5 separate regions of the Mus musculus genome follow, and regions 1, 3, 4 and 5 are each linked to region 2. The links are chromatin loops, found by intact Hi-C in ENCODE. Cell type or tissue: left cerebral cortex. All regions are shown on one strand. Each heading gives the region's core, and the rest is flanking DNA. Links, peaks and the distances in the headings are about the cores only.

Evidence for each region. Hi-C counts contacts between places; a loop is a spot of excess contacts. Peaks named below come from ENCODE experiments on the same cell type or tissue, not always from the same donor. Only the 100,000 strongest peaks of a DNase experiment are listed, where the experiment ranks them.
Region 1: it touches region 2 in a loop (9-fold over the local background); 18 of 42 quality-filtered maps call a loop at or near these places.
Region 3: it touches region 2 in a loop (2.0-fold over the local background); 7 of 42 quality-filtered maps call a loop at or near these places.
Region 4: a loop joins it to region 2, with 4 times the contacts of the local background. A loop is called at or near these places in 10 of 42 quality-filtered maps.
Region 5: a loop joins it to region 2, with 4 times the contacts of the local background. A loop is called at or near these places in 2 of 42 quality-filtered maps.

Annotation. Positions count from the first base shown.
Region 1 is chr5:150,423,687-150,429,770 of GRCm38, reverse strand. Fry (FRY microtubule binding protein) reads right to left here. Exons shown (of 61, transcript NM_172887.2): 37 at 3,420-3,570; 38 at 2,640-2,743; 39 at 1,533-1,718; 40 at 1-45. Among named protein-coding and RNA genes, the nearest start is that of Gm36299, 19 kb to the right of the region's middle. In left cerebral cortex, for the core only: a CTCF peak has its summit at 2,941 (motif pointing right); a DNase peak (open chromatin) is centred at 2,970.
Region 2 is chr5:150,165,642-150,171,725 of GRCm38, reverse strand. It overlaps a transcript of Fry not described here. Among named protein-coding and RNA genes, the nearest start is that of Gm52797, 38 kb to the right of the region's middle. In left cerebral cortex, for the core only: CTCF peaks have their summits at 2,058 (motif pointing right) and 2,821 (motif pointing left); DNase peaks (open chromatin) are centred at 2,849 and 4,124; H3K27ac peaks cover 1,335 bases.
Region 3 is chr5:150,364,414-150,370,497 of GRCm38, reverse strand. It overlaps Fry (FRY microtubule binding protein), which reads right to left. Exons shown (of 61, transcript NM_172887.2): 12 at 926-1,029; 13 at 263-371. Among named protein-coding and RNA genes, the nearest start is that of Gm36299, 40 kb to the left of the region's middle. In left cerebral cortex, for the core only: CTCF peaks have their summits at 1,527 (motif pointing right), 3,273 (motif pointing right), 4,104 (motif pointing left) and 5,525 (motif pointing right); no DNase peak of the experiment used is centred there.
Region 4 is chr5:150,230,737-150,236,820 of GRCm38, reverse strand. It overlaps a transcript of Fry not described here. Among named protein-coding and RNA genes, the nearest start is that of Fry, 26 kb to the left of the region's middle. In left cerebral cortex, for the core only: a CTCF peak has its summit at 3,478 (motif pointing left); DNase peaks (open chromatin) are centred at 3,448 and 3,813; H3K4me3 peaks cover 301 bases.
Region 5 is chr5:150,344,609-150,350,692 of GRCm38, reverse strand. Fry (FRY microtubule binding protein) reads right to left here. Exons shown (of 61, transcript NM_172887.2): 5 at 5,050-5,140; 6 at 4,763-4,842; 7 at 4,567-4,647. Among named protein-coding and RNA genes, the nearest start is that of Gm36299, 60 kb to the left of the region's middle. In left cerebral cortex, for the core only: CTCF peaks have their summits at 1,148 and 2,646 (motif pointing right); a DNase peak (open chromatin) is centred at 4,168; H3K27ac peaks cover 2,170 bases.

The DNA of each region.
Region 1 (6,084 bases), core at 440-5,439, 260 kb before region 2:
CTGGCACTGGGGATGACTGATCCTCTCTCAGGAAGTCAAAGCCGCCTAGTGGGACGAGAAGGCAAAGGAAGAAAGGGCTAAGGTGCCAGCAAGGTTGCAGGGGCTTGGAGGTAGGTATGAATAAGGTGACATTAAAGAACACTTGAGGGTGCTGGAGAGATGGCTCAGTGGTTAAGAGCACTGGCTGCTCTTCCAAAGGTCCTGAGTTCAAATCCCAGCAACCACATGGTGGCTCACAATGATCTGTAATGGGATCCGATGCCTTCTTCTGGTGTGTCTGAAGACAGCTACAGTGTACTCACATACATAAAATAAATAAATAAGTCTTTAAAAACAAAACAAAAACCACTTGATTTGGACTGAGGCTATGAGGTTATGTCGTCATGATCAATAGCGATCACTTTTCTTTTTTGTTTTTTTTCAAGACAGGGTTTCTCTGTGTAGCCCCAGATGACCTTGAACTCACAGAGATCCTCCAGTTTCTGCCTCCTGAGTGCTGGGATTAAAGGCGTGCACCACCACTGCCTGGCACAAATGTTTTTTCTTTGCTTATGATAGGCCTCAGAGGCACTGCTGCGCACACCAGTGTCTGGCACCATGGGGAGAGATGCTGTATCTCACATTGGGGTTTGGCTGGCTGTTGTGGCAAAGGGGTGGTACATATATGTATTATACATACACTGGCCTGACCAATAAATAACCGAGCTACCAAAGGTCAGTCACCAACTATACTGTCAGGAAATTAGTCTCAAGTATTGGACAATTTAAAATGACTTCTTTAAGAAATATTAACCAATGGCTGCTTGTAAGTTATATTTAACGTTTTTGAGTAAATGTGGCTATGAGCTTGATTAAGTGTGTATCTAATATGTGTGTGTGTGTGTGTGTGTGTGTATGAACATACAATGTGTACATACATGCATATATGTATTTGGTGCTTGGGATTAGACCCATGGCCTCATGTGTGCTAAGTGTATATTCTATCATTGATCTATACCCTAACCTTATATTAGCATCTTTTAATGAGCTATATCACATGGTATTCAAAGACTTATAAGAGAATACTGTTCTTTTCATTATATATTTAACACTGAATATCTTTAGTTATACTGTGGTTTAAAAATGTATACATACAACTACCTCCCTTTTCTCTATTTTTAAAATTTGTGTTCTGTCAGATTTCAGTAAAACATAGTCTCCATAAAGCAAAAACCCCTTCAGGGTAATAAGAAAGCACAAGAGAGACACCTGCATGCTTGCCCTGTCCTGCTCAGGCGGGGGGCAGGAGGGGGGCGAGGAGCATAGTCACCTTATTTCACAACTTCATCCTTCCGTGTAAATACATCAATAGGAACATACTCACAGGGCAGTGGATAAAAGGTTTATGAAAAATGCACTTTAAGATACTCAGCCATGAAAAGGTGCTTTGGAGGCATGTTACACGAAACATTTTATCATGCAGAAAGTTGAGCATAACATCATGAACTGCACAGCTTCCTGCACTTGCTACACAGCTTCAATTCTCCTCTTACCAGTGTAGAGATACTCCGGCTGGTAAGCTGGCTGCATGGTTAGTGTCTTCGCTTCCCCCATCTCGCGGGTCTGCAGGAGTACAGAGGCAATGGCGTGAAAGTTACTGTTGCAAGAGAGGGCGATGAGGAGGTGAAGCAGCAGCTTTTTGCTGTGCTCGAAGACTTCTGGCCGATAATGGTCCAAACCTGGAACAGAGGGCATAGTCTCTTAATATAAACAGCTGCTAAAGCTCACTGAGATTCTGTGGATAGCGAAGACTCTGGGATGCTGGGAGAAATCAACATAAAGAAGTTGGGCTTATGGAAAAATAAGATACTTTGTGACTTAAATGAAGTGCTTGAATAAATGTTGACAGGTGACCTTTTCTTGACCTCTCTGTGGGTTTCTTTTATCTCTTCCCCCATCTGCTATTAAAATGTTGTTGTTGTTGTTTATTTGTTTAATAGAAACATGTCTTTGTGAGCTCTGTCTTGCTGGGAAGTGCAGGCTGGTTTTGAGTTTGAGATCCTCGGTCAGCCGTTGAGTGGTGGGATCACAGATACACGTGTGTCACCACACCAGGCTCTCTAACTTAACAGACGTTCTAGATGGTTCCCCTCCACTTCTTGCCTGACACTTGGACATCTCAAGCTAGCTGCTAAGCCTGCCACATTCCCTGTTATGTCTCTTTTTGCTTTGACAAGGCTTCATGGCTTTCCATCTGTTTCCTCAGCCAAAGACCCCTAAATAAGTCCACACTATTTTGGGTGTCTTGAAAGATGCATCATTAATACGTTTAGATTATAGATATGCCAGTTTTGCACGATAACTGATGACCTGGAACGTTACATATGATAGAAATGAACACCGAAAGGAACTGAGGAGGGAAAGGGCTCACTTCAGAGTGTAACCTATGTGTAACGAAACACATGCCTAGGTGACAGGGCCTCTCTGTGTACCCTGCTGTCCTGGAACTCACTCTGTAGACCAGGCTGGCCTCGAACTCACAGAGCTCTGCCTGCCTCTGCCTCCTGAGTGCTGGGATTAAAAGATGTTCACCAGCACTGCCCAGACCTCTGCATGTTTATCATCCTGTTGGTTAGAATCCCCCTTAGAGCCAGTCTTACCCAAAAAGACAGCATGAAGTAACAATGGAAGATGAAGAGCCCAGTCTTCCCTCACGCTGTGATCCACCACCATCTCAGTCATAAAGATCACAGCAATATTACACCTGCCCATCAAAACAGAAAAATGAGCATGAACGTCTACAGAGGATGAAAATACACCAACAGGTCAAGTCACAATTCAATGCTGCATAGGATCACTAAAAAAATGATAGAAATATTTATACAAGGGAGAGAGACTCTTTAAGATTTATTTAATTTTACTCTGCATATAAGAGTGTCTAAATGTGAACTTCATGCATGCAGTACTCATGGAGGCCAGAAGAGGGCACTGGGTTCCCCCTGGAACAGGATTTAGCAGCAGCTGCCAGGTGGGTGCTGGCCATAAAATCCAGGCCTTCTGTGAAGCCATCTCTCCAGCTCCCCAGAGACAACACAGAGCCCCACTACAGGAAATATCCATAAATCTTATCACAGAACCGTGAATCTTCTAGCAACAAGAACTTAAGAAAAAGGAGACATCGAGGTTGAGCCCACTCGTATACATTGCGTGGTGCCGTCTAACAAGCAGCATTGAATTAAGTCTCACGATCTTATAGAGTTAAAATTCGGAGGGTCATAGGCTGAGATTTCGCTAAACTGCTAATGTTCTAGAAGCTGGTCGGCAAGGTCACACGGATTCAAAAAGGGCCTCCTTTGTGAGACCTGGCAAAAGTCCCCGTCTCACTGATAGAGAAGTCTGGTCAAGGCTCCCGTCTCCCTTTGCTTATGCATGCTGCTCACCTGTGCAGCGGCCCCCTCGGAGTGATGGTCTCTGGGAGGTAGTCGACCAAGGGGGCCCAGCATCCTCCACTGCACGGCATGGGTAAGGGCTGTGGCTGCTTGGCTTCCGTAATACTTAACAACCAGCCGGTGTAGGGAGAGATGGGATCATCTGCAGGGTGAGGAGGACATGGCTGCTTTACTTTCTGGGGAAAAGACTTATGTTTACCATAGTCCGTGCTTTTAGGAAAAATCTTGTAAGTGCATGCTTGCCAGAATGTCGGCTCAGTATGTGTGGATTGCACCATCAACTGGGTTAGAATTAGTTGATTATGTAATTACTTGATAAATTATTACTTAACGATTTGTAGTTCTTCATTATAGAGCAAAGAAAAATACATTTTAAAATGTTCAATCGGGCTGGTGAGATGGCTCAGTGGGTAAGAGCACCCGACTGCTCTTCCGAAGGTTCGGAGTTCAAATCCCAGCAACCACATGGTGGCTCACAACCATCCATAACAAGATCTGACTCCCTCTTCTGGATTGTCTGAAGACAGCTACAGTGTACTTACATATAATAAATAAATGAATCTTTAAAAAAAAAATGTTCAATCATGGGGCTGGAGAGATGTCTCAGTGGTTAAGAGCACTGGCTGCTCTTCCAGAGGTCTGAAGTTCAATTCCCAGCATCCACATGGTGGCTCACAACCATCTGTAATGAGATCTGATGCCCTCTTCTGGTGTGCATGAAGACAGAGACAGTGTACTCACATATATAAAATAAATAAATAATAATTTATATAAAAAATGTTCAATTATGATTTCCACTGCAGAGAAATGCAATTCTGTATTTCAAGCTAACATAGAGCAAGAGACCTAGGGTCATTCTGCAACAACACAAGGGACTGACCCAGACAGTTACCACATCAGGCACTGTCCTGTGTACTTTTTACCTCAAGAGTCTAGTCATGGCTATCTACTACGAGCACCCCCATTTTATGCTGAGGAAACTGACATTTCAACACATTTGGAGAGATCTGCCTGTAAACACACCCCTTGTATCCATCTGACCACGTGTCCGAGCTCTGTCACTTTTCTCTGTGTCTGGTCCACTCTCCTGTTACCATGGTTACTGTTCTCTGTGTCTGGTCCACTTTCCTCTGTTACCATGGTTCCTTACTGCCATCTTGCTTCTACTATACACACACCCCGTGTTCTACAGAGAGCCATCTTTGGAAAAACTGGCCATGTGTCTTTCCTTGTCCACTGTCCAGAGGTTCCCTTAAGGAAGCCTGCAGCCCACAAAATGACCTGAGGAGTCAAGGCTACCGAGCTCCTCTTTTATGGCTAACTGCCTCCCATGCCCCCACTGTTCCCTCCACCCCAGGCACGATGTCTACCTTGCTGTTCTGTACATGGCTAGACAAGACTTGGTCTAGTCTCAGGAACTTCTTTTCTACTGTTCCTCTGACTGGAATGTTCTTCTAGTCTCTCTTTTAACCTCACCCAGTGCTCTGTCACAAGAGCATAGTAGAGAATACTTTATTTATTTATTTATTTATTTATGGCTGTTTTGAGAAATCAAAAGAAATGATGTGCGGGTGTTGAGGTTTATCCTTTTGCTATCTATTGGAATGCTAAGTGTGAGCTCCTGACACCTGGTTGTCCCAGAGATGAGAGAGCCCGCAAGTACACCTTCTCCCCAAGTTATTTCAGAGTGGTAAATCAAGATGCCAACAGCCAATACCTGGGAAGAAGAGTCATATGTGGGGTTTAGGTTTCCCAGGCTTGGGGGTCAGAGAGGGACCACGAGGGAGATGAAGGTAAGGGAGGAGGAAGGAGAAGCCGCCATGGGGTAGGTGAGCCATAAGAACATGGCCCTGAGGGCTGGCTGGCTGGAGCTAAGAGCATCCCAGACGGACACAGTAAGCAATGACTCGGGGTTATCGATAGGAAAGTAGATTCTAACAGCACGGAGGGTAGGCAGCAGTCCAGCTTTTGTACAGTTTAAGGGTTGTTGTAAATATAAAGGTTGTGTGTGTGGTTTTAATCTGGGAACTAAATGGTCAAAGGCAGGGTAGAAACCCCAGGTCAAGATTAAATATTTCTACATCTAAGGGTGCTTTGCTCAAACCTTGAGATGCCACCTGCCCATGAGGTGTCATCATGCTTTGGGACTGGGATCCCTAGAACACCTTGCCTTTGGAAAGATAGCAGCATTTAAACCAGCACTGGGCTCCCTAAGCCAACCTCTGCAAGGCAGGGCAGGATTTAAGTCCATACCCTGCACCCTGAGCATAGGGACACACTTCAGAGCAGCTGGCTGGCTGAGGGCTTTCTCTCCTCACCACAGAGAAGTGGGTGTTGCTCCACCATGTTTGCCGCACGGTGGGGCAGTTGTCCGTATACCATTTAACCTCCTCAAGACTCAATTAAATTTATACTTATTTTTATTTGTATGTGTGTGGTATGCCTGCCTGCATGCGTGTCTCTGCACCACATGTGTGCAGTTACCCATAAGAAGCCAGAAGAAGTCGTCAGATCCCCAGGAAGTGGAGTGACAGAGGGTTACCAGCTGCTATGTGAGGCTGAGGACTGAACCCTGTGCTGCTTTTCCAGAGGGTCCAGCTTTGATTCCCAGCGTCCACAGGGCAGTTCACAAGCATCTGCAACTTCAGTCCTCGGG
Region 2 (6,084 bases), core at 517-5,516:
GAAACACTCTGTCACCTCCCACAGAAATGCCAATAAAGCCACCTTCTTTCCATGGCCTGTCTGGCTCTGGAACCAATTCTTGCCTCACCCCTGATATTGCTTACTCCTGGAAAGAGCCCACGCAAAAACCACTCTATAGGTATCAAGCGGTGAATATTATTGTTATCGTTGTTCTGAGGCAGGACTTTGCTATTTAGCTCATGCTGGCCTCAAACGAATGATCCTCCTGCCTCAACTTCTTAAGTACTGGGGTTACAAGTATGTGCCACCATACCTGACCATACCTGAAAGTTACCACAATCTGTTTTAATTTTTCCCCTACATAAACATCTACCCCAAACACTGATCTGTCCCTCTTGTCTTTTCTTTACCTCAGAGCTTCACAGAATGTCTACATGATGGGAGAACTGAGTGTTTTTTTTAAAAGCAGATTTTAAAATTTAAAACATGTAACGGATTTTTACCACTTATAAGTGGTACAGCTACATCTTTACAGAATTATTTTATGTTTAAATTGTGTATGTGTGTGTGTGTAATTGCAAGGTCTATAGAGGTCAGAAGAGGGTATCTGATCCTGGACCTTAAGTTACAGGAAATGATAATACACCCAACACAGGCATTGAGAACTGAACTTGGGACCTCTGGAAGTAAATGATTCAAAGAAGCATTCACCCTTTCTGAGGGTGAAATTTGGGGGATGGAGGCATAGATCATAGACAGCGAGGCTTTATGGGTTATGGACAAGGACAGTGGTTTGGTTGCAGCATTCAAAGCTTCTGAACTGGGTGGGGTTGTGGGTAGGACATACAAGGTCAGTGCAGGGGTCAACTTAAGGTCTGGCCCTTACCCACACGTGCAAAGTGTTTTTTTTCCTTCTGCTCGGCCTATCACATATGAATCAGTGTCATCTCTCTTTCTTTCTCCCTCCTTTCTCTGGCTCTTCTGATTAGATCTAGAATACCTCAGAATACTTTTCACTCATCGGTGGATACTGAGTTTCAGTCTGGAAATGTGGAAAGACAGCTGGAGATAGAGGTTGGTGATGGCTATAAAATAAAGTGAATCTATTTGGTTTCACTGGCCTGGGGGCTCGAGAGGTGCTTCTGCAGTTACAAAAGTGAACTGCTGGCTGTCGAGATGGCTGAGAGGTTAAGAGCACTGACTGCTCTTCCGAAGGTACTGAGTTCAAATCCTAGCAACCACAGGGTAGCTTACAACCATCTGTAATGAGATCTGATGCCCTCTTCTGGTGTGTCTGAAGTCACCTACATTGTACTTATTGTATAATAATAAATAAAATTTAAAAAATGTTTTAAAAAAAAGAAAAGAAAGTGAACTTCTCTTCCAGCAAAAGTTACCCATGAAACTGGAGGAACCACGTCATTTACAGGGAGAAAGACATATTTGGAAAAAAAAAATAACAAAACAAAACCCTCCAAAACAACAATAAAAACACTCCTTATGCCTACTCTTTCCTTACAGTGTCCAAACAATTAAAGATTTAGGTCAGTTATTCCAATATATATTGGGATGGAATTATACATGTTGGGCAGAGTTATCTGATTTTAGTTTAATCAGTAGTATTAACAAAGACTCTGTCAGCCTTGTTCAAAGAATTCAGGGATAAGCTGGGCAGTGGTGGCACATGGCTTTAATCCCAGCACTTGGGAGGCAGAGGCAGGTGTATCTCTGAGTTTGAGGCCAGCCTGGTCTACAGAGTGAGTTCCAGGACAGCCAGGGCTACACAGAGAAACCCTGTCTTGAAAAAAATGGAAAAAAAAAAAAGAATTCAGGGATAAAATGGGACAATGGATCCATATAAGCCAGAGGAGGGACCCAAGTCATATGACCATGCATTCAGACTGACTCTTTTGAGGCCTGTGACTGCATCCGGGTTGGTGGTAGGGAAGAAACAAGAAGGGAGAGAAAGTGGAAGGACTCAACGGTTGTTTCAATTCAGTTCATTTTCTTTTTAATTCTTTAGATTTACTGATTTTATGTCTATGATTTTTCTTGCATGTGTCCATGCATCATGTGCGTGTAGTATCTACAGATTCCAGAAGAGGGTGTCGGATCTCCTGGAATTAGAGTGACAGCTGGTTGTGAGCTGTCATGTGGGTGCCGGGAATTGAACCTGGGTTCTCTGCTAGAGCAGCCAGTGCTTTTAATTACTGAGCAATCTCTCCAGTCTCAGTTCATTTTATGAAATTTTCATTTTGAGGTTTTAAGATCACAACATTTGCAATAAGAAAGTTTCTTCTATCAGTATTGAGCCTGGATTTTAATTTTTGTATTAACACACATACACACGCACACACACAAATCTGTGTTGCTATTTACACAGATTTATTGACTTCACCTTATGATGCAAACCACCTGATGATATTTATTTACAGGATCATAATGAGAAATTACATGTATAAGGCTGGTTTGTTTGCATATGATACTCAGACTCCCTAAATGATGCTTAAGATTCAAACTCGAGTCATTCACATTCAAACGTTTGCTAAAAAACCAAATTCCAGATGCTGGAAAAGATAGGTCACATATTAACGTTATATTCTATCCCTTCAAAAATATCTGCTCAGGACAAGATAGCATTTTTTTTTTTAAAGAAATACTGCTTTAAAATGTTCCTTTTATTTTTTGAGATTATAATATGACCACACCACTTCCATCTTCCCTTTTTCCGTTCCAAATCCTCTCATAAACCCCACCCCCTCCCCCTTGCTCTTTTTCAATTTCATGGCATCTTTTTTCATTAAGGGCGCTGTGTGGATGCAGACAACTGCGTGCCTCTAGCTCCCTCTGGTGCTCGCTTCGTATCTTTACCGTCATTACCGACTGCATCTATAGCCATTTGGAAATGAGCCTTGTGAGAAACCACTAATGTGTCTAAAGAGGAATGTCTCAAACAACCAGCCTGGATGCTAACCATGCCCACACGTGGAACTGGATCCGGTGTCATGTGGAGTGGCAAACATTTGGGCTCAAAAAGGAAATCTCTGGAATTCTATATAGTGCTTATTTTGTGGGAAACTTCCATGAAGAGCTACTGGTGATTTACAAGAGCTTATATTTAAGGAAAGCACACAATTATTAAACTTACCATTAAAAAGGTTGAATAGCTGGGCATGCGCGGGCGCGCGTGGCACGTGCGCATACACACACACACACACACACACACACACACACACACACACACACTACTGTAATTCCTGAGGAAGGCTGAGACCCTATCTCTAAATAAAGAAGATTTACTGTCCAAAGTGCCATTAGCCTGGTTTCACGCCTCAGGAATGAAAAGTTGCTCCTTTAATTGGCATGGATTTAGAACTGACTTTAGAGTTCCTGTGTAGGAGTCAAACAAACTGGAAGTATTAAAAAGCTAACTGGAATTCAGCAAATATTCTAAAGCACAGAAACGAAGGTATCAAGAAAATATGACTCAAATGAGTTCTGTGGAAGGGAAGGGAGAATGATTCTGAGTAGTGTGTGTGTGTGTGTGTGTGTGTGTGTGTGTGTGTGTGTGTGTGAAACAAATGCACACAAAATACATTGTAGGCTGGGCTGGAGAGATGGCTCAGTGGTTAAGAGCACTGGCTGCTCTTCCAGAGGACCCAGGTTCAAATCCCAGCACCCACAAGGCAGCTCACAACTATCTATAACTCCAGTTCTAGGGGAATCTTCTGGTCTCCATGGGCACTGTGCACACACAATACACACACCTATATGCAGATAAAACATCTATGTGCATTTTATTTTATTTTTAAAATTAAAATCTTAAAAAATACATTGTATGAAATTCTCAGAGAGATAATAAAAATGAACAGAAAAAAGACACACACACTAATTTGCCTCCATATAAGGCAGAATTACATTCTGTAATTTATCTCTTAATTTTATCTTTTTGTTGTTGTCGTTGTTCTTTTGGTCATGAGAGGGAATTTCTCTTATAATAAGAAAAAACAAACAAACCAAACTTTAAGAAATAAACATTGGTGAAGGAGAATGGCCTCACCCTGTGCACATTTGTTAAATATATGAAAAGGAAACCAGGGCAAGCCATTCTGTTTTGTTTTCAAATCCTTTTGATCAGTCAGTTTTTAAACCTCTAGCCTCATTCCTGGAAACCTCGCAAGCTGCCTTTTGATTCTTGCAGGTCCTAGCCCCTCAAAAGAGCTTCTCCAAAAAAAAAAAAAAAAAAAAAAAAATCTACATTTTATGTAATCTGGTCCATCTGCCTAGCAACAGGAGAGTGTTTCCAAAAAAAAAAAAAAAGCCACCAAGGAAACCACACAGTAGCCTCTGGGGATGCTCAAGGGGGGTGGGGGTGGGGAGGGGACAGGCCACCAAGATAAGACTGCTCTCAATACAAAATCCCAGATGGAGAAAGTAAGACAAGGAATGTTATAGATTTTTCTCAAACGAAACTCTGTAATTACAGTCTCAAGAGTGTCACATGGTTAAGATGCCATAAATAGTCCTTCAAGGACAAATAAACAAAAAAATTCTTTACTCTGGTCAATGGGTTTGGCCTTACCCACACCCTTAGGGAAGGGGTGTAGCTTGGCTTAGGAGTCAGAGGGGTTGTAGTTACACGGGTTAACTCAGACTGGATCCCGCCACTGGGCCTGCTTCCTATTTCACTGGCACCAGTCAAAAGTAGAGAGGACTCGAAAAACAAAAACAAAACAAAACAAAAAGTAGAGTGGAAGGGGGCAGGCTAGGGCAGAGACCAGAAAAGCACCCATGCCTTTTGTTTCTGTTAACACCTACTTGGAGTTTATGGCTGCCACACAACCCCATGAGTAAGGACAATGAAGCCAGGGAGACCTATCAGATCACCAGCCACAGTCCAGCCCTCTTCACGGATGCAGACCACAAACACGGAACTCTGAAAAACTCAATCAGGGCCTAGAGAGATGGCTCAGCGGTTAAAAGCGCTGACTGCTCTTCCAAAGGTCCTGAGTTCAAGTCCCAGCAACCACATGGTGGCTCACAACCACACCTAATGAGACCTGATGACCCCTTCTGGTGTATCTGAAGATGGCTACAGTGTACTTAGAAATAAATCTTTAGGGCCGACCCAGAAGAGCTCAGGAACATGGTAGCAAGCAACTACTTCAGGACAGGTATCAGAGAGGCAGCCCGAGAGGAGTGAATTATATAGAGAAGACAGCCACCGGAAGCCTGAAGGTTAGCTTAGAACAAGTGGCAAGTGATATCAATTAGCACCCTTGTGGTCTTATCCCAAGCTGTGGAGAGAAGGGTGACCAGAGCATTGAACTGAAGAGAAAATCTGCAACAATGTAACTAGCAGGCTGCAACAGCCTATTGTGAGCCCAGCAAGTTTTGCTTCTAGCCTGGACTACACTTCTCAAAATAACATAGAATAAAGACTGCCCTAAAACGCCCAGGATCTAGTCAAGCATGGCTGAATGGTCACGGTACCTCGTTTCACTTTCCCAAGTCCTGTGGAGTTTATTTATTACTCTTCTGATTTAGTGTTTGTTGCTAAGAGAAAATATCATCCAAAATCAACTCAGGGAGGAAAGGGAGAGATGCCAGGAAAGGGGGGGGGGGGGGGACTTAAGCAGAGACCATGGAGGAACACTGCTTACTGACTTATTTCCTCTGATTTGTTTAGCTACCCAGGACCACCTGCCTAGGGATAGGACCACCCACAGTGGGCTGGACCCTCACACATCAGTCATAAATCAAGAAAATGTCCCATAGATTTGCCCACATGTCCATCTGATGGAGGCAATTCTTCAGTTGATGTCCCCTCTTCTTGATAGGATAAATGGAGATACAAGATCAGCCGACCCAATTTCTCTAGCCAAATTCACTAGATACATACTGGCATATTTCTAGCTTTATAAACACACATTGCAATATCCACATTAGAAGTTGGTTTATCCACACTCCTTGCCTTCCATTTTCTTCTCTGCTACTTATTCAGTCAAGGGTGTCGATGTCCAGAAAAGAGGTCAAAGTAGTATCAACAATTGGCTGTCCCATTTACTGAAAACAATGTTCCCTAAATGGAAGCCATTCACCAGCGTAAAGTTGAGCTATGTT
Region 3 (6,084 bases), core at 636-5,635, 200 kb before region 2:
ACCCAGGCAGGCCCTTATCTGTGCTACAGAGGTTTTACGGCTGGGCTTTGTAGCCTTGGAGGAATCAGTTAAACTTCATCTCTCAGTTTACTTCCTAGAGGCCAAAGGCATTCAACATATCCACGGACTGTTGTGAAGCAAAAGAATAGGCTGTGTGGAGAAGCAATCCCTTTCTAAGAGGTCAGGATGTATGAAGGATCGTTGCGGGCTGTTTACGCGATTACTACGCCTGAGGGGGCCGCTGCAGACATACGGGCGTTACCTGGGCGATGAACTGGATAATCTTCACAAAGATATTCAGAGGCATATCCCTGGGTACCACGCCGCGGGACCCTTTGGGGAAAAGCGTGGTGGTGATGGTTATGAGTCGGCTGCAAGATAAGGGCAGGCGAAAAAGAGAAAACAAGCAAGGTTGGCTGAGATCTAGTTGTCAGGGGATGATGCAAATTTCATCTTAGTATCAGAGGACAAAGAACAAACAAACAAACAAACAAACAGAAAACAAACAAACAACCCCCCCCCAAAAAAAAACCAAACCAAACCAACTCATCCCTTTCCATTGGCACAATTACTCTTAGGAAGAGGTTCTATTTTTTCTTTTCTTTTTCTTTTTTGGAAAACCCAGGGCAGCTAGAAAAATAATAGACAGCTATTTCTTTCCTTAAAGTGCTGCATGCTGCACAGAAGCAGACCCTGTGCAGACCCTGTCCCAGAGGAGGCTGCTAAAGACCTACTGCTAAGACAGTGGTGAAGTTCTGGCTCTGAGCAGGTTTTAGCCAGGCCAGGTCGGGAAGCCATAAAAGAGAACCCCGGGCATGGTGTGGTGGCTGAGCACGCCTGACTCTAGCGCCCTGCAAGGGCACCCGGCTCACCCTGCGTGTGCCCAGCTCACCTGTCATGCTCGCTCACGCCCACCCGGCCTTACCTCTGAGTGGCCGTGTTGCTTTCACATTTGATTCGAATCATGTAAACCCACAGTAATCTGTAGAGAGATTCCAAGGCAACGCGAGCCATTTTGGGGTCTTTATTCTGTAACAGAATGCAAACTGTAAGGTTACTAGTTGAATGCACACTATGTAGGAGGGTCTTTCCTAAGCGTGGGGAGGGCCAACCGGGTTGGAGGCAGGCACATACAAGGCATATGTCACCATCTGGGTCACCTGAACCATCTGCCTCCTGGTGTTCACTGGATAAATAACCCATGGTTATGATCATGATAGTGAGACAGGGGAATGTCACAGGAAGCCCTCGCTCTGTCTTTTGCCAAAATGGAAATTCAGGAGGTGCCAGGCAACCAGTATAATGGCATAGCATTTACAGAAGAGTTGGATGGTCTTCCCATGATAGATGATGTCTTTTCATGCAGTTATTGTTCTGATTTTTCTATTCTCCATTGCATCTGAATTACTCTTGAATACTTAGTGAGACTAAGATATACTACATACTATACTAAAACCTAGACATGGAGAAAAAATATTTTAAGTTTTTTTTTTTTTTAATTTAATGTATGAGTATCTTTGAGTACACTTGTGTGCCAGAAGGGGGCCCAAGATCTCATTACAGATGGTTGTGAGCCACCACGTGGTTGCTAGGAATTGAACTCAGGACCTCTGGAAGAACAGGCAGTGCTCTTAACCACGTGAGCTATCTCTCTAGCCCTAGCTCCTGTTTCTTAAGGTAGGATAGGAGAGTATTTGTATCTTTATCTTTTCCCAGTTTGTTTCATTACTAATATTACTAGGTTATACTATACACTATCGAAATATATAATAAATACAGCAAATATTAATAAGAAAATTAACTAATACTGATATGGTAATAGTAATTATTGCATATTATTATTTATTACTATGTATCTGTATCTGCTCCTAGCTTATTTTATTTATTTATTCATTGTTCTATTTGTCCACCCAAATGTGAATACAATAGTAATTTAATTAATATAGTCATAATACATTTTAATAACTGGCACATCTACTTTCCACTGTCCATGACTTTTTAAGTACTTCCACCGTCAGACCCAGCTGTAGTACGCCCAGCTGTAGTACGCCTGTACATTTACGCAGACTCCACACCCTGGTTGACTTAGGCCATAGGACTGGACCTGGTCACATCACAGAGAAGAATGCACATCAATGGTCCCTGCAGCATCCAGCAATGGGAAATAGATAGAAAAAAATGCCATAAATAATAAATAGGATTTCTTCTCAGCCATAAAGAGGTGCAAAGCTAAGTTAACTGTAGGCAAACAGGAGCGATTGGAGATAACCAAATTGAGAGGATTAAGCCAGTCCCAGAAAGGCAATGTTACATGTTCTTGTTCATATTTGTGATCCTAAGTTTTATGTAGTCACATAAAGCTTGTGAATATTAAATAAAAGTAGAAGTGAAATTACCTGGGAGACAGAGGGGATTGATAAGGAATAAGGGGAAGGGGAAAAGTGGGTAGGAGGAATGGGGTGTGCATGGGAAGTATAACTCAAAATACAGTATATACCTATAAGAAAATTTAAAGAAAAAAAGAAATTGCACAATAGGGTTTATGGGTGTAGCTTCTGGATTAAATGCCGGCCCATAGTACTCAACGCTTAAATCTAGTACCCAGCACCAGATTTTAAAAAACAATAAGAGCAACAGATATATTAATATTTAAAGGCAAATTTTTTTTACAAAAGTTTTTCATATTCTCGAATGCTTACCCTTCTATGTAAATGTTACATGTACTTGTCTAGCTTAAAGTGGGGTGGGATCCAGTTTTTGAGAAGTGCCTGTTTATATACAATTTAAAAATTTTTTGCATGCTAATGATCTGATTTGTACAATGCTTTGATTTGTTAAATTGGGTTGTAACTAATGAAGTTACATGTATATTCTCCTTTCATTTAACCAGACTATGCAGTCTGACCCACATCAGCAACTGTCTGTCTCTGGTGTTCTTGCTTAATGATGAAAAGCAGCCTCTGAACTCAGCTGGTGTGGGTATGAATCTACCTGCCTCTAGTCTCAGTGGGTCCATCTCTCCCTTACAAAGTTCCCTTTTCAGTGTGTCTAGTGCACAGTTAAGTCACCTGAAATTCTCGCATAAACCAGTGCTCAAACTGTGAACCATGAAAGCCTATATCTTCTCAACCTGACTGCGGACTGAGATCTCCAGTTCCAGTGGCTTTTCTCAATGCCTTTTGGGTTAATTTCAACTTAAAAAAATGGTATGTGTATAAACGTTAGCCTGCATATATGTAAGGGTACCACATGGGTGCAATACCTGCAGAAACCAGAAGAGGGCATCGAATACCCAAACTGCCATTAGAGATGGTTGTGAGTTGCCCTGTGGGTGCTGGGAATTGAACTCAGGACCTTCAGAAGAGCAGTGAGTGCTCTTAACCACTGAGCCATCTCTCTAGCCCCTATCTGTTCATTCTTTAGGAACAGTATTTTCTATTGTACTAAACAAATATTCTGATTGTTCCTAAAATTTGAACAGCAACGTGGTTGGCTTAAATTTGTATTTGTTCTGCCCAGAGAGTAGGTAGTGGTATCTGACTTTGCCATTTCAGGATGCTATCAGTGATGCCTGCATCCAGCCTGTCTCCTCTCTTTTAATCTCTGTACAGTCAAATAATACCCCAAGAATACAAGAAATAAGTTACGTTTTGTATTTAAAGCCCTCCTGAGGCATATGAACTTGAGGGGCATTATGGATCTGCCCACCAGGACCACTTCTGCCCCCACCTCATGGTAAGGCACCCTTCATATCATAGCATCCTTCTGCAACTCCCTAAATTGCCCTAGCAAACTCTACGAGGAAGATCCTGCCTGGCCAGCAAGCCCCAGATACCACCCTTCTTACATATAACCCACTCTTTCCATTCCTTCCATGGGACCTGCAGATGCTCTTAACCATCCAGCCAGCTCAGTAAGGGAATTTCTTGACCTCTAAGGTTTCTTTATTTCCTTTAAAAAAAAATCTGGGCCTCACTGGGACATTATTTTATTGTTATTGTTCAAGAAAAGAGAATTTAGGCTAGAGAAGTGGCTCAGGGGTTAAGAGCACTGGCTACTCTTCCAGAGGTCCTGAGTTCAATTCCCAGTGATCACACAGTGGCTCACAAACATCTGTAATGGGATCTGATGCCCTCTTCTGGTGTGACAGCGACAGTGTGCTCACATACATGAAATAAATAAATAAATAAATAAATCTTTTTTTTTTTTTTTTTTTTTAAGAAAAAGAAAAGAGAATTTGAAATGGTTCCAACTAGACAGCTTGGAGCATAAAAAATCAGCATGCAGTAATCAGTGCAATGAACATGACTTTCTGAAAGTACCAGTAACTTTTCAAAGCCTGTCCCCTCGTTTCCAGTTAAGTGTTGTATGATTGACACAAACGTAGGCATCAATTGTATACTCTCTTCCTCTCTCTCTCTACCTCTTGCTCTCAGGATATCCAGACTCTAACCTAAGACACAACAGACAGAAATCACTGACCAGGAGTGACTGAAGGATGATACCTCAATGACAAGGAACTGAAAGTCCCCATCACTCCACAGTGATAAATATGGGTGACTACGTTAACTAAGTATAAATACCAAAGACTTCCTGCCTGTGCTCCCAAGGCAGCCTGCTCCTCCCAGCCTGTCCTGTCTCATGCTGTAGACAGACTAAGGCATCAATGTTAAATGGGTGGGTTTACTTTGAGAACATGCGACTGTGTGCACAGCTCTCTTCCTCACACAAGTCACTCTGACCCTCATCAGCTTGGCTCTGCAGAACATACCAGCGGAAGCTACCAGGGTAACATGGAGGATGCAAATGCTGGGCTCCTCACCCTGAAGCATCTGGGGGAGTAGGGGAGAAGATTATGAAGGGGGTACATGCGGTAGGGTCTGGTCCCTTCTCAAATGGAATTGTGTAACAGAAAATAAAAACCCCCGAAGCTATTTAAGGTAAAGTTTATATTCGAAGCCAAGTTTTCTTCAGGCATCTCCTCCCTATTGAATGTGTAAGATGGGGGTTAGAATGTGTTCTATGTATTAATGACATTAGGAACAGTCACATCTAATTCGTACTGGGCTCAGATTTAAACATAAACGATATGACTTTATTCTGCTTGGAATTCATCAAGCAATTTTTGAATATCCTTTTCCATTAGGGCATTGGCTTCTAGCAGTTTACCATCCATATAGATAACCTAGCATTTATTTATGAATTTAGAATCAGGGTCTTGTTATGTATCACAGGCTGGCTTAAAGATATATATAGTTCAGGCTGTGATATAGAACAAGACCCTGTTATTAAATGAAATAACAGGGTCTTTTACTTTTATTCATTTTATAAATGAAAGAAGTCAAGATGGGAAGGTGGGAAGCAAGGAGGCTGGGAAGATGGCAAGTCTCTTGCTTCAGGCTTCCTAATTCTGGGATCACAGGTGCCCATTCTCATACCTGGATTTCATTACATTTTAAAGATTCATACTTTAAGTGTGTATGTGTGAGCATGGGTGCAGGTGCCCATGCAGGCCAGAAGAGGGTGTCAGATCTCATGAGCTGCAGTTACAGGTGGTTATGGGCTACTCACTGAGTCCAATCCTTGCCCTTATCTTGGCTAACAAGTTGCTCTTCCATGTTTCCTGGGATACAAGACTTCTACAAAATTCAACCCAGAGCTCTTCACAGATGAAGTCTGTCCAGGGCTCACATTTGACACAGGGTTCTTCCCCTGTGCATCCCACTCCGTGACAGCAACAGTGGGCATGGTGCACACCCTGGAGATTGGAACTGGAGTTTGGAACGTGTTCCAGTCTGTGTAGCACTGATCCCACAGGTTCATCCTGATCTTACAGCTTCTAGTTTTAGAACCTTCTATCGTGAAATGCCTGTGTAGGGAAACATTGTCTGAGCCTACACTTGTGTCTTTCCAGGGGCAGCTTATAACCCTTTACTTGTTTTTTTTTTTTTTTTTCTGCCAAGCTTTTACAGGAGCACTAAAGAATATTCTAATTTTGAAATCATTAATTTTCAGAGTAAGCTGCCCTGCTCTGTTTCAAAAGCAACTTGGGTCAACCCCAAAATGGCTCTTTGGGCCACAGCA
Region 4 (6,084 bases), core at 693-5,692, 65 kb before region 2:
CAGTGCTAGGAGAATCTACTGCCCTCTTGTGGCTTCTGCTGGTACTAACACATATGGTGCATAGGCACATACACACACACACACACACACTTACACACACATGATGATCACACAAACAAACATTTCAAGAGCCTCATTATATAAAATATGAAAGAAGAAACTTTCCTCTTAAGTGAGTATTCTACACACAGATTCTTTTGTGGTATATAATTTTAGGCTTTAGGGTATACACAGGGAGGATTCGGTAGGAGCTGAGTCACATGGGCATCCATGGAATTTTAAGAAGGTCATGTAAGAACATGATGGCTGGGCATACAGTTAGAAAAGTTATCTGAACAAAACTTGCAGCTAAAAACAACTTTTACTGGGAAGAAAAGGACAGTGCAAGTCCCCAAACATATGAGCAGCTAAAATAATTTTAACTCTTCTTTCTTTGTCTTCTTAACCCTATCTCTGAAGTAGGAAACACATTTCTTTTGAGAAGCAAATACAATTTTAGGGTTTTTTTTTTCCCTTAATAGAAAACAAAAAAAAATTTCACAGAGTTTAAGAAAGACAAGCTGTTCTCACTGGTGGCCCTTTTGAAGACTCAGTACATGTGAGTTTGGCCTCTCTGAAATGGACAAGATCCTGGCCCGATGTTCCTTTCTGAAGCGACACCTGATCGTCCCTGTGGCTACCAGGTGGAGACACTCAGCAGGCTCTTGCATGTAACTGGGTCACTCTGTCACCGAGCTACTGCCACTTTTCCTGAGATTGGATAAACTATGTTTTCAAGCCCAACTGTGTAAGCCACATTCTCAGAGGGAAGAGGGAGTCTACAAGGGGATACAGAAATAAAGCAGAATTAAGACCAAGAAGCAAATTTTCCCCTGGGCCCCGCTCTGCAAATAATTTATTTTAAAGGATGAAGATTATATCTCAAGGGGCTGGAGAGATGGCTCAACAGTTAAGGGCACTAGCTACTCTTGCAGAAGACCCAGGTTCAATTCCCAGCACCCACATGGCACAGAGTCTGCCAATCCCGGGGCAATTTGAGAGAAGCAAAGCAAGGACCCGTGGAGTGGCCTGATGATGGACTGCCCCTCCCCCTCCCCCTCCCCCTTCCCCTCCCCAGGAACCAGAACTCAGAAAACTTCTGCCAGGTAGCAAAACACAACATTTCTTTCTTTCTTTTTATTTTTTATTTTTATTTTTCGGGACAGGGTTTCTCTGTGTAGCTCTGGCTGTCCTGGAACTCACTCTGTAGACCAGGCTGGCCTCGAACTCAGAAATCTGTCTGCCTCTGCCTCCCAAGTGCTGGGATTAAAGGTGTGCATCACCACTGCCCGGCAGCATTTCTTAAGATTGATCCTTTATCAGAATATGCCTTGGGAACTTGAAGGATAAATAGTGTTTAGGCTTTGTTGATACAGTAAGGAGCAAATTTAATTTCAAATATATTTATAGTCATAGTTATTTCCATAACAGCATCTGCTAGGGCAGTGGTCTTCCACCTGTGGGTCTCAACCTCTCTGGGATCATATGTCAGACATCCTGCATATCAGTTATTTACATTACAATTCATGACAGTAGCAAAGTTACAGTTCTGAAATAGAAAGGAAAATAATTTTCTGGTTGGGGAATCATCACTGTTGGCATTCAGACTTGGGAAGAACAGCTGAGGTGCATATTTACGTACCAAAGAGGACCTGGCCTCCAGGTTCTCCCAGCGTCGGGTCCCTCAGTCCCTACCTATTTGTTACAGGATATGCTGGCATACCCCACCCTCTGTCCTGAATTTTACACCCCAGGGGCTGGGCTTCTCCCCACTCCCCAGAGACATTTTGGTGGCTGCCTCTCTCTTCTCCATCTGTGAGCACGCTTTCTCTCTTTCTCTTTTCCTTCCCCTGTCTCCCTCTGCATGGCTTCACTCAGCCCCTCCTGTGTGGTCAGTGAACTTGCCTGAGAGGTGCCCCAAATAAACCTGCCTTTATACTTTAATTTGGCTTGAATTGGCTCACTTATCAACCACAAAAGGAGGAACTGAATTATGGGATTGCAGCCTTGGAAATGTCGAGAACCACTGTGCTGGGGCCTGGTACTCAGTGGGTAGGACTACACACGATCTCATCCCTTGTCTGCAATATCATGATGGAGCTGCAAACGGGGGTGGGGGGAAGGGACAGGTCCATCGACTAGTTATGAATGCAGAACTTGGAAAAACCAATACTACCTCTGAAATAGGCAGTTGAAAGAAGACTCAGGTAAACATCACTGACATAGGTGAAGGCTCAGTCACTTCCCTGAAAGACACCACATCTCACTATGATGTCTTGGCAAACCCTGGCTAGCAAAGTCACATTGCCACCATAAAAATATTCTGAGTCTGATGTAATCCACATGAGCCTGACACACAACTGAGTGGGGATAACCAGATTATAAGACAAATATATATATATATATATATATATGTATATATATATATATGTAAATATATATATATATTTCTATACATAATTATGGGTATATGTATATATTCCCTTGCATAATTATGGACACACACACACACACATGAGCTTGAGGTACATTCCTTATACTGTTCACCTCCCTACCCCTGCATCCCAGAGCCTGTTTTTTCTTCTGAAGCAGCCAAGTGTACTCTTTCCCTGCCAGGCTTAGCAGTGGGCCATGGTTCCTTCCAATCAGAGTGGATGATATGAGCCAAGGCCAACTGACACCCCAGTAGCTTTCAGGGACCAGAGGTTTTATATATATATACATATATATGTGTATATATATATATACACACACATACATACATACATACATACATATGAATTAAAGAGATTATATTTCCCTTCTGTTAGGGAAGAGAATGCACACACCTTTGAATACTTCAGGAGTTTGTGCTCTGGACAGAGTGGAAACTCCCCAGCAGAGAAACAGGTGTTTGCCCAGGACATAGGTCCCTACCAGGGAGCGGTCAGCCAGGCGGGGCTGTGCCCAGCTTCGCGGACACTGCACAGGGCCCAGGCAGTGTTCATCATCCCCTTTCGATTTGCTTTTCTTACTACAGTATCTGCCTGGGTAGAGTACCAACAAATAGCAAACGGGTTGCTCTCCTACTATTTCCTCTTACTTGACTTCCCTTTCTGAGGCTGAAGAACAGTTGAAGGGCGGCCCCTTGGTCCTCCATCCCAGGCTCCAGAAGTCCTCTGCCCCACGGGTTCCCAGTTGTATCTACAGTCTATTCACTTGTGTAATGAATACAGCCAGGGTCTGAAAGCCAAGTTAACAGTGAGGCCAATAAGCCCCTTCCCCAGGCGACTGCACTGTCTACCCGTGGAGGAGGTCCGCCTTTCTCCTGTGATCATTCTCAGACTTCTGAGTTCCCCAATGGGTGAGGAGCCGAACATTCTGGAAGGGGAGCTGCTCACCTCTTCTTCAAATCATACTCATAGTCTCTGCAGCTGCATATGGTGACACCTAGTGGCGGCAATTAGCACAGAAGGAGAGAGATGCTTGAAGCCATTGACCCACCTAACATCACCAGCCTGTCTTATTGGATCTTAGTCCACCTTCCTTACGACAGACATCGTCCTCAAAAGGCTGAATGACTACTGCGGGGTTTCTTACTGCCTTTTACATCTGATAACCATACTGTGATACGGCTGCACAATAAAATTAGATCTTCAAAGAAATCTCCTTGAGTCTAACTTTTTCATTACAAGGGACGATGCAGTACGCAGAAATCACAGAAATGTCTTCCAAAGATGCCCCACCGCAGCCTCCTAACCTCTGGGAAGCATCACCCCTGGCTGACATCAGTCATCAGAAGTGAACTTCAACCTGGAACCATCCGGGTGGGCCTCCAAAGACAGACAGTGCCCTCTGCCGGGGAAAGACATGCAAGGCCCCGGGGCAGCGGGGAGGGGAGGGGAGGGGTGGGGAGGGGAGGGGGGCGGGGCAGCGGGGCGGCGGGGGTGGCCGATTTGGTATGCCCCTGTGCTGTCATGGTGAAGGTGCCATGAGAGAAGGAAGAAATGCCTCTCAGATACCAAACAGTACTTTCTCAAACTAGTTTGTATTGAAGGGGCAAGCCCCAGAGTGGTGGTGTTTTGAGATGGGGCCTGTGGAGGGTCACTAGGATTAGATGACGTCATGGGGTGGAGCCCGGGGTCTCAGAATTACTGCCCTCAGAAAGAAGAGCCTGCAGGAATCTTCTTCTACATGTTTCTCTCTGTGTTACGTGACTAGACAGTGACACAGTCGTCATCTACCTTGATAATACCTAACTAGGCTGGCACACTTCAGAGTGGCCAGAAAATAATTGTTTATTGTGTAAGACACGTAGCCCGCGGTTGATACTTGGTTACAACATCCAAAGTGATAGCCAATAACAGGAACCACCTCTTGTAAGTACTGGCAGTACTTGGTGTGAGCCAGGAAACAGCCTTCCCAGAGCCTCTAGGGAAGAGTTCAGGTTGGTCAAGGCCTTGGTTCTGACCTTGAGCAAAGGGTCAGGCTTCCCACTGTGTGAGTACACAGTGTTGCCCAACGGTAGAAAAGCAGTACAGGCGGTTATCAAATTACACACACAAACACACACACACACCACTTTTCCCTGGTGCTAACCTCAGCTCTCTGTTGCATCCTCTCCTTCCTAGTTATTCCAGGGCCTGCCCACTCACCCACCTCGAGCCTTCCCTGCCTTTCATCTGGACTTCATTCAGTCTCCTCAGTGGAGTCCTGCCCTTTTCTCCAAACATAGGCAATTCTGCCAGACCTTCTCCATACCATAGAAGACAGAGTTCTGTACTCTAGAAAGATATTTCTAGCAAGGACATGCTCACTAGCCCGGGGTACTAGGCATTTGTTTGTGTGTTTGTTTAGTTTTTTTTGGTTTTATTTATTTTTCTCCATTCTAGCTATATTATTTGAGGAAATTTTATCCTGCTATTATTAGGTAAGACGCTCTTTCCTCTGTGATATGGCATTTATGGCCAGAGTGGTTGGCAGCACAGATGTCACAAAGCATCTCCGCTTGCATCTCCATTGCAATATTGACTTACATTACCCTTGTATCAGGAAGAAGAATTTACTCATCTACTGGAATCTGAGACTGTCTGAGTGACTTGTTATTGTAGGGCATGGGGACTGTGCCACCAGAGGAACTAGCATGGAACACGTGAGGTTGGGCATGTCCAAACTCCAGAAATCTCAAAAGCTGAGATTAGAATCTCACCCTGAGACCAGCAGGAGTGTGGTAGCTCCCTCCCTGTTCCATGTTTGCCTGGGAGCAAGGAACCAGGCAAGCCTCAACCAGGTGATCACAAGTAATCAGTCAAATCGCTCAGCGCCTGAACTCTTCCACGTGCAGATGAGGCATCTCAGTACCCGTAGCCTTCAGCCAATGACCTTTTTCTTCCCTGGATATTCTCACACCTTTCTCCAAACTATATAACCCTCGGTTCACCCTGAATGGAGTGTATGTGTTCAAACCTACCCCCATAAAGAAATATGAGCAAGCTAAGACTGTCTTAGAGAGCTGCTTCATTAAAGATCATCAGAGAAGGCCTTCTCTTTCCTCTCACAGAGAGATGACTTTAGCACTGGGAAGAAGCGATGTGTCCCGGGCACTCATTCCCAACCAGACTGGGATCCTGCTCAACCTAGACTGCCTCCCCCACCAGCCTAGCTGAGAGTGGCATCTGACCTGCTAGAGGCAGAGGGGGACTGCAGACCCCACCCCTTGGGACTTACACAAGCGGCACCATAGCCATAACTAATGGGACACAAGCAAAGGCCACGTTAGGGCAGAACAACTTTTTCTCTTGCTTCTGGCAACCTTGGTCACTCCATGGACAAATCAGTTCAGCATCATGAGGTTAGATATCTATGGAGACAGCCCTGATGCCTTCATTGCATGCTGAGGTTTCAAGAATGTGAAAAACAGCTTTATGTCCAAGCCAAGGTCACGCGTGCATGCACACACGCGCGCACACACACACACTCATACACAATACACACCTACTCAAACACATACACAACACACACTCATACATATACACAACACACACATTCTCACACACACACTCATAC
Region 5 (6,084 bases), core at 710-5,709, 180 kb before region 2:
TGGTACAGGTCGTTAAGCCCCAGCGACTCCGGAGACTGAGGCAGAATTGGGAGGTTTAAGGCTTGCAGTCTGCCAGGGATACTGAGAGTTCCAGGCCAGCCTGGGAAACCTAGAGTGATCCTGTGTCAAAAGAAATAGCCTGTAAGGAAACATAACAAGAAGATGGATGGGATATGCATCTGCAGAACAGTGTTTCTCAGCATGCTTGAGGACCTGGGTCCAAAGGTAGTCACCGGCCTAACATATGGGAGGTCCTGGGTTCAATTTCCACTCCCAAAGGAAAAGAAGCAAGGAAGCAAGCAAGGAAGGAAACAAGGAAGGAAGCAAGCAAAGGAGGTAGGAAAGAGAAAGAGGAAGAGAAACGGGCTAGGGAGGGCAGGCAGAAAGATTCTTGACTTGAATGTGTTACAGTTCTCTCCTTTAATGCTTATTGTCTGACACCTCTGAGCTAGGTGCAGGCTCCACAAGATCAGGCACACAGTAGGTACTCAGGAGCGATGCTGAGCACATTAATTGCTTAGGAGTGGGAAGTCCTGATGTGGAGGTGGTTAAGCAGAAGCCCCACACACCCTTGTGCGCCCACTCGGAGGACGTCACTGAGAGGCATCTCAGAGTGAACACGGTCAGAATGTGTAATTAATATCAATTCATTTCTCCCGTTGAATAACAGGCACTTCTCATAGAAAAGGCCTGCAGTTATACATCTATTCTTTTACTCTTAATCCACAGCTAACAAGGAGAGGTAGAAAAAGGCAGGCTGCTTACGTAACTCAGTACGTCAATACGATGAGGCAGTGGCTAAAATTTTACTTTTTCATTTAAAAATAGATGCAACTATTTTTTTTTTTACTGTGAAAAGTTCCATATAACACAAACATGTTATTTTAGGATACAGCCAACCTGCAGATCTATTTCCAGTTAAAGTCTAATTTCTTTTATAATGGTCTCCTTTTTTGTTGTTTTTTTTAAAGAAAGAAGATTATCTATGGTGTTTCCTTTAATACTTCATTTGGTGCTATATTTAGCATATACAAGAATTAAACAATGACTCAATTTGTGGTATTCTATGAAACTCACATAAAGGGGCCTGAAGAAATTACTCAGTGGTTAAGAGCACCGGCTGTTCTTACAGAGAACCTGGGTTCAATTCCTAGCACCCACAACCACCTGTAACTTCAGTTTTAGGGGATTTGGCACCCTCTTCTGGCCTCCTCATGTACTGCACACACATGGAACACACACACACACATACACACACACACACACACACACACACACACACACACACGAGGGCAAAGCATCCATACACATTAGAAAAAAAAAGAAAAAAATGAAAAACATGAATAAAGATGAGAAACCAACCAATCAACAACCAACCAACAGCCTAACCTTGAATGATAGCAATTAATGCATTTGCTAATGAAATGAACATCTTATAATTTGAGTTATTTCTTTTTTTAAAAGATAATATATATATATATATATATATATATATATATATATATATATATATATATATATATATATATAAATACACTCCAGATACAGCAGAAGAGGGCATCAGATCCCATTACAAATGGCTGTGAGCCACCATGTGATTGCTGGGAATTGAACTCAGGACCTCTGAAGAGCAGCCAGTGCTCTTAACTGCTAAGCCATCCCTCCAGCCCATCTCTTTTCTTTTCTTGTCTTGTCTTTTCTTTTCTTTTCTTTTCTTTTCTCTCTTCTCCTCTCTTTTTTCTCTTTTCTCTCTCTCTCTCCCCGCTTCCTCCCTCCCTCTCTCTCTCCCTCCCTCCCTTTCTCTCCCCCCATTTTTTTTTTGGCTTTTCAAGACAGGGTTTCTTTGTGTCACCCAGGCTGTCCTGGAACTCACTCTGTAGTCCAGGCTAGCCTCTCAGTGGCAGCAATCCTTCTGCTCCAGTAACCTGAGATTTGGGGCGATGGCTTGAGCTAACACACTTAGCATGACATTGTTTCTCAACTTGTTCGGAGCCTGCCTAGCCAAGGACAGTCATTTGACAATATGCAGTAGTATGCATTATTCATAAAAACTAAGAGAAGTACAAACATTTATTTTTTGTTATTTTAACATACCAAACTTTCCATGTGATAACATGAGAGAACTTTACTAGTATAATTACAAATATACTGAGATTTTTCATAGTCTGATGAGTCAGCAAATATACATATTGATCTCTTCTTTTCAAGATCATTTCTAAGTATGCATGAACTAAGGACCAGATAATTGCAGCTTTATCCAGTTTAATGCAAAAATATTCACTACTCAATTAAATGAAACTATTTCTTTTTTTTTTTTTTTTAAGATTTATTTATTTATTTATTTACTTATTATATGTAAGTACACTGTAGCTGTCCTCAGACACTCCGGAAGAGGGAGTCAGATCTTGCTACGGATGGTTGTGAGCCACCATGTGGTTGCTGGGATTTGAACTCCTGACCTTTGGAAGAGCAGTCGGGTGCTCTTACCCACTGAGCCATCTCACCAGCCCAAATGAAACTATTTCTAAAATACATCATTCCTCCTTTCCCTAGTGACTCAGGAACCACAAGATCATAATAGATTTTTTTAAAAGTATATTTGAGACCCAAGCACAATGGCCTGCAGTGCCTGAGGTAGCCAGGAGAGGGCGTCAGATCCCCTGGAACTGGAGTTACAAGTGGTTGTGAGCTACCTTGTGCTGGGAACTGAACTCAGCTCCTCTGTACCTCTGACCAGCTCTCTAGCCCCTGTCATTTAGTGTAGCCTTCATCTGGTGCTCCTCTGTGACTGTCTGTCATTCACCTTGATACTTCTCCCTCATGTCAGTACCTTGCCCTCCAGACAGTCCCACCTCCATTTTCTAACGTTGAGGTTTTCCTGTGTGAGAAAGCAGACAACTCCTTTGCTGGAAAGATGGATCAGAGAGAAGGAAAACTCAACACAAGCCATGTTGGGGGGTGGTGACTCTACTTTCTATGGTCTTATGGTTTTACCTGGCTTAGGTGAAGTTGCTGTATTAGGAAAACGCTTTGGAGGGGCCAGCGAGATGGTTTTGGAAATAAAGGTGCTTGCTGCCAAGCCTGAGGACCAGAGTTTACTTCTCAGGACTTGACAGTGGAGAGAACTGACTCTTGCCAATTGTTTGTGCCTCCTAATAGAAGGATGATGATGATGATAATGATGATGACGACAACGACGAAGACATAAAAAGTTTGATAAATTATGCACTTCCATGGTGTGAGGAAATTTCATTTGTCTTTTTTTCTTTTCTTTTTACTGTTCCTTAAACAATACAGCGTGTCAACTATTTCCACAGCATTCATATGGTATCAGGGGTTATGGGTTACCCAGAGTGACCTAACTGTATGTCGGAAGAGCAAAGCTTATGTGGAAAGACTGCATATGCTGTTTGCATGGACATGAGCATCCCAGACTTTGGTATCCATGGGAACAAGGGGTGAGGCAGGGATATGGGCTGGCTTGATCTTACTCAGGTCTTAAACACAGAGCCGTAGCTGCTTCGAGTTCATACGGGCAACAGCCCTTCCGTGTCCAGCAAACATTTTCACAGCAGGCAAACACTACCTCTGGTCCTTAACCATCTTTCTGCTCTCTCTTCCCTGATGCTTCCTAGGCCTTAGAGACACGGAGTATGAGATGGCTGTCTTAGAGAGAGAATGCCATAGTATCTTACTCTGTACACTGATCAGTTGAGAGTCCCTGTATTATTGACATCTACTGCAAAAAGTAGCTTCTCTAATGGGGGTTGAGGAATGCACTAACTTAATGGTCATGAAGAATTCCATCCCTTGAAGACAGACCTCCCTCTCCCTCTCCCTCTCCCTCTCCCTCTCCCCAACCCCCCCCCCCCCCGACTGCACTTCACGGGGACTGGGGCATCATTCGCCATAAGCTGTTTCCTTGGCCTGAATTCCCACCATGTCCTTAGTTGCTTGTACCTGATCTAGCCATTCAGGCTTTTGACTGGATTGCCTCTGAGTTGAACGGAATGAAGCCTGGCAGGTAGGGTGTGACCGTGTCTGGAATGAGTTTATCAGTGCTCACAGTCTAACATGGCACTGTTCTAGCCTGCTAAGTATCACAGGGCCAGATAAATTTAGCAAGGAGAATTTCCCCCCTGACTTGTTTCCATGACAATGTCTGGGACATTTTTAGCTCAGTTGAATTAAGCAAGGTCTGTAGTGAAAGGGACATTGTAGAATGGAATTTTCCCACTTACGAGTGAGAGCCTGTAAGTAACTATCTGGTCCTGGCGGACTGAAAAGCAAAACAAAACTAAACTAAAAGATGTCTTTGGAATATTTGAGAAGAGAGAAAGTAATTTGGTCACACACATTTTTTTTTTCTTTCTTAGAAACAGTGGCCCGAAATGAAGGGATGTGGTGGGATCTGGTCCAACTGCCAAGATGGAAGAGGCAGTTTGGACCTGTTTTGAGGGAGACTCTAGTTGGCTTCACACTCTGCACATGCTTCTGTAAGTTAGAGGCTCTGTAAGTTAGAGGCTTCTGTACGTTAGAGGCTCAAGGGCGCCGGCACTCACTCACTTGGCTTGGGCCAGCACTCCGATGACCTCAGCATACAGATCAGCCACAATGTGCATATTGCCAGTGTTGGGACCCAGGTACCTGAGTGGGACAGAAGCAGACAAGTTAGGGGTCTGGTGCCCAGAAAAGATCAATGAGCTAAATTAGAAGTTAGCGTTCTACGTTGTCAATACTCTAAGGAGGGAAATCGCCTTACCCTTCTTTGTATTTAAAGTGCTTGAAAGCCAAGTTAATAATATCATGTATTAAGCTGTCAATTACAGGATGAAGGGGGATCTGGAAAAAAAAAGATGACATTGAATTTGGAAGAGATTATTAAACAACCTGTCTATAATAGTCACTCCAACAATGACACATGGCCTATTGTAATCAATAAACAGGGTCCACATTGCCCAGTAATTCATAAGCCATACATTCAGACTTTTAAAACGTAGTCAGTCTTACAAAGTGTAAATAGAAAGTGATAGTAAATGAATCACTCACCTGTTTCAAGACTTCTATTAACACTAAAGAAAAGATGAAATCAATGGCAAGGTCCCGTCTCTCCATTAAATAGTCTCGCTGCTGTTCATCACTGTGAAGGTTAAAACGAAGGTACTTTTAGGGTGAAGTGGACCATCTCATCAGAAGACTGCTCCCAGTCCCCACCCTGGACCACCCTGCTCTGACAAGATCATGTGTTACCCTGGACCACCATGCTATGACGAGATCATGTGTTACCGCACAGGAAGGTTGCTGCTTTCATTATGGCTCAACGGGCAAATACTGCCAGAATATTTGATTTTAAAAAAATGCCAACCATATAGCCATCTGTGGGTGCAGAACCTCATTCTGTGAACTTTCCTATAGTCCCCCTGCAGCCCAGGAATGCGACTGTTGATAAAATAAGATTCATATGTGAGACAGAGCTTCCAGGGTGGGGGTGTGTGTTCAAAGGATCTTGGGACTTAAGGTAGCGATGTAATTAACAGATTTCACAAAGGATCCTGGGTAACGAGAAGCTGGAAGCATTTGACAGAGGAAGTGATATGACAGGAATGGAAGGAAGGGAGGAAGGAAGGAAGGAAGGAAGGAAGGAAGGAAGGAAGGAAGGAAGGAAGGAAAAAAGGGAGGGAGGGAGGGAGGGAGGAGGAAGGGTAAAGTGGAGTATTTGTATTCATTGTAAAGGCATGCCAAGGGAAATGTGCATCTCCTTGCCTGCTTTCTGCTGGGTACTGACCTTGACCCTCAATGGGTGGGATGGCCATGGTGTGGAAATGTCCTGACTTAAACTATGCCTCTTCTACCTTTCCCAATGATGAGAGGGAAATGCTAATGATACAGATTGACTGTCTCTTCTCTGAAATGCTGGGGGATGTCTTCTCACTTTGGAGTATTTGTACATGTAACATCTTGGGGATGAGATCCAAATCTAAGCACAAAATTCCTTATGTCTCATGAATACTCTCTGATGGTGATTAGCATGGGTCGAGCATACTGCTCTCTGTGTCGCCTGCATCTGTGGTGTGAGATCAGCCG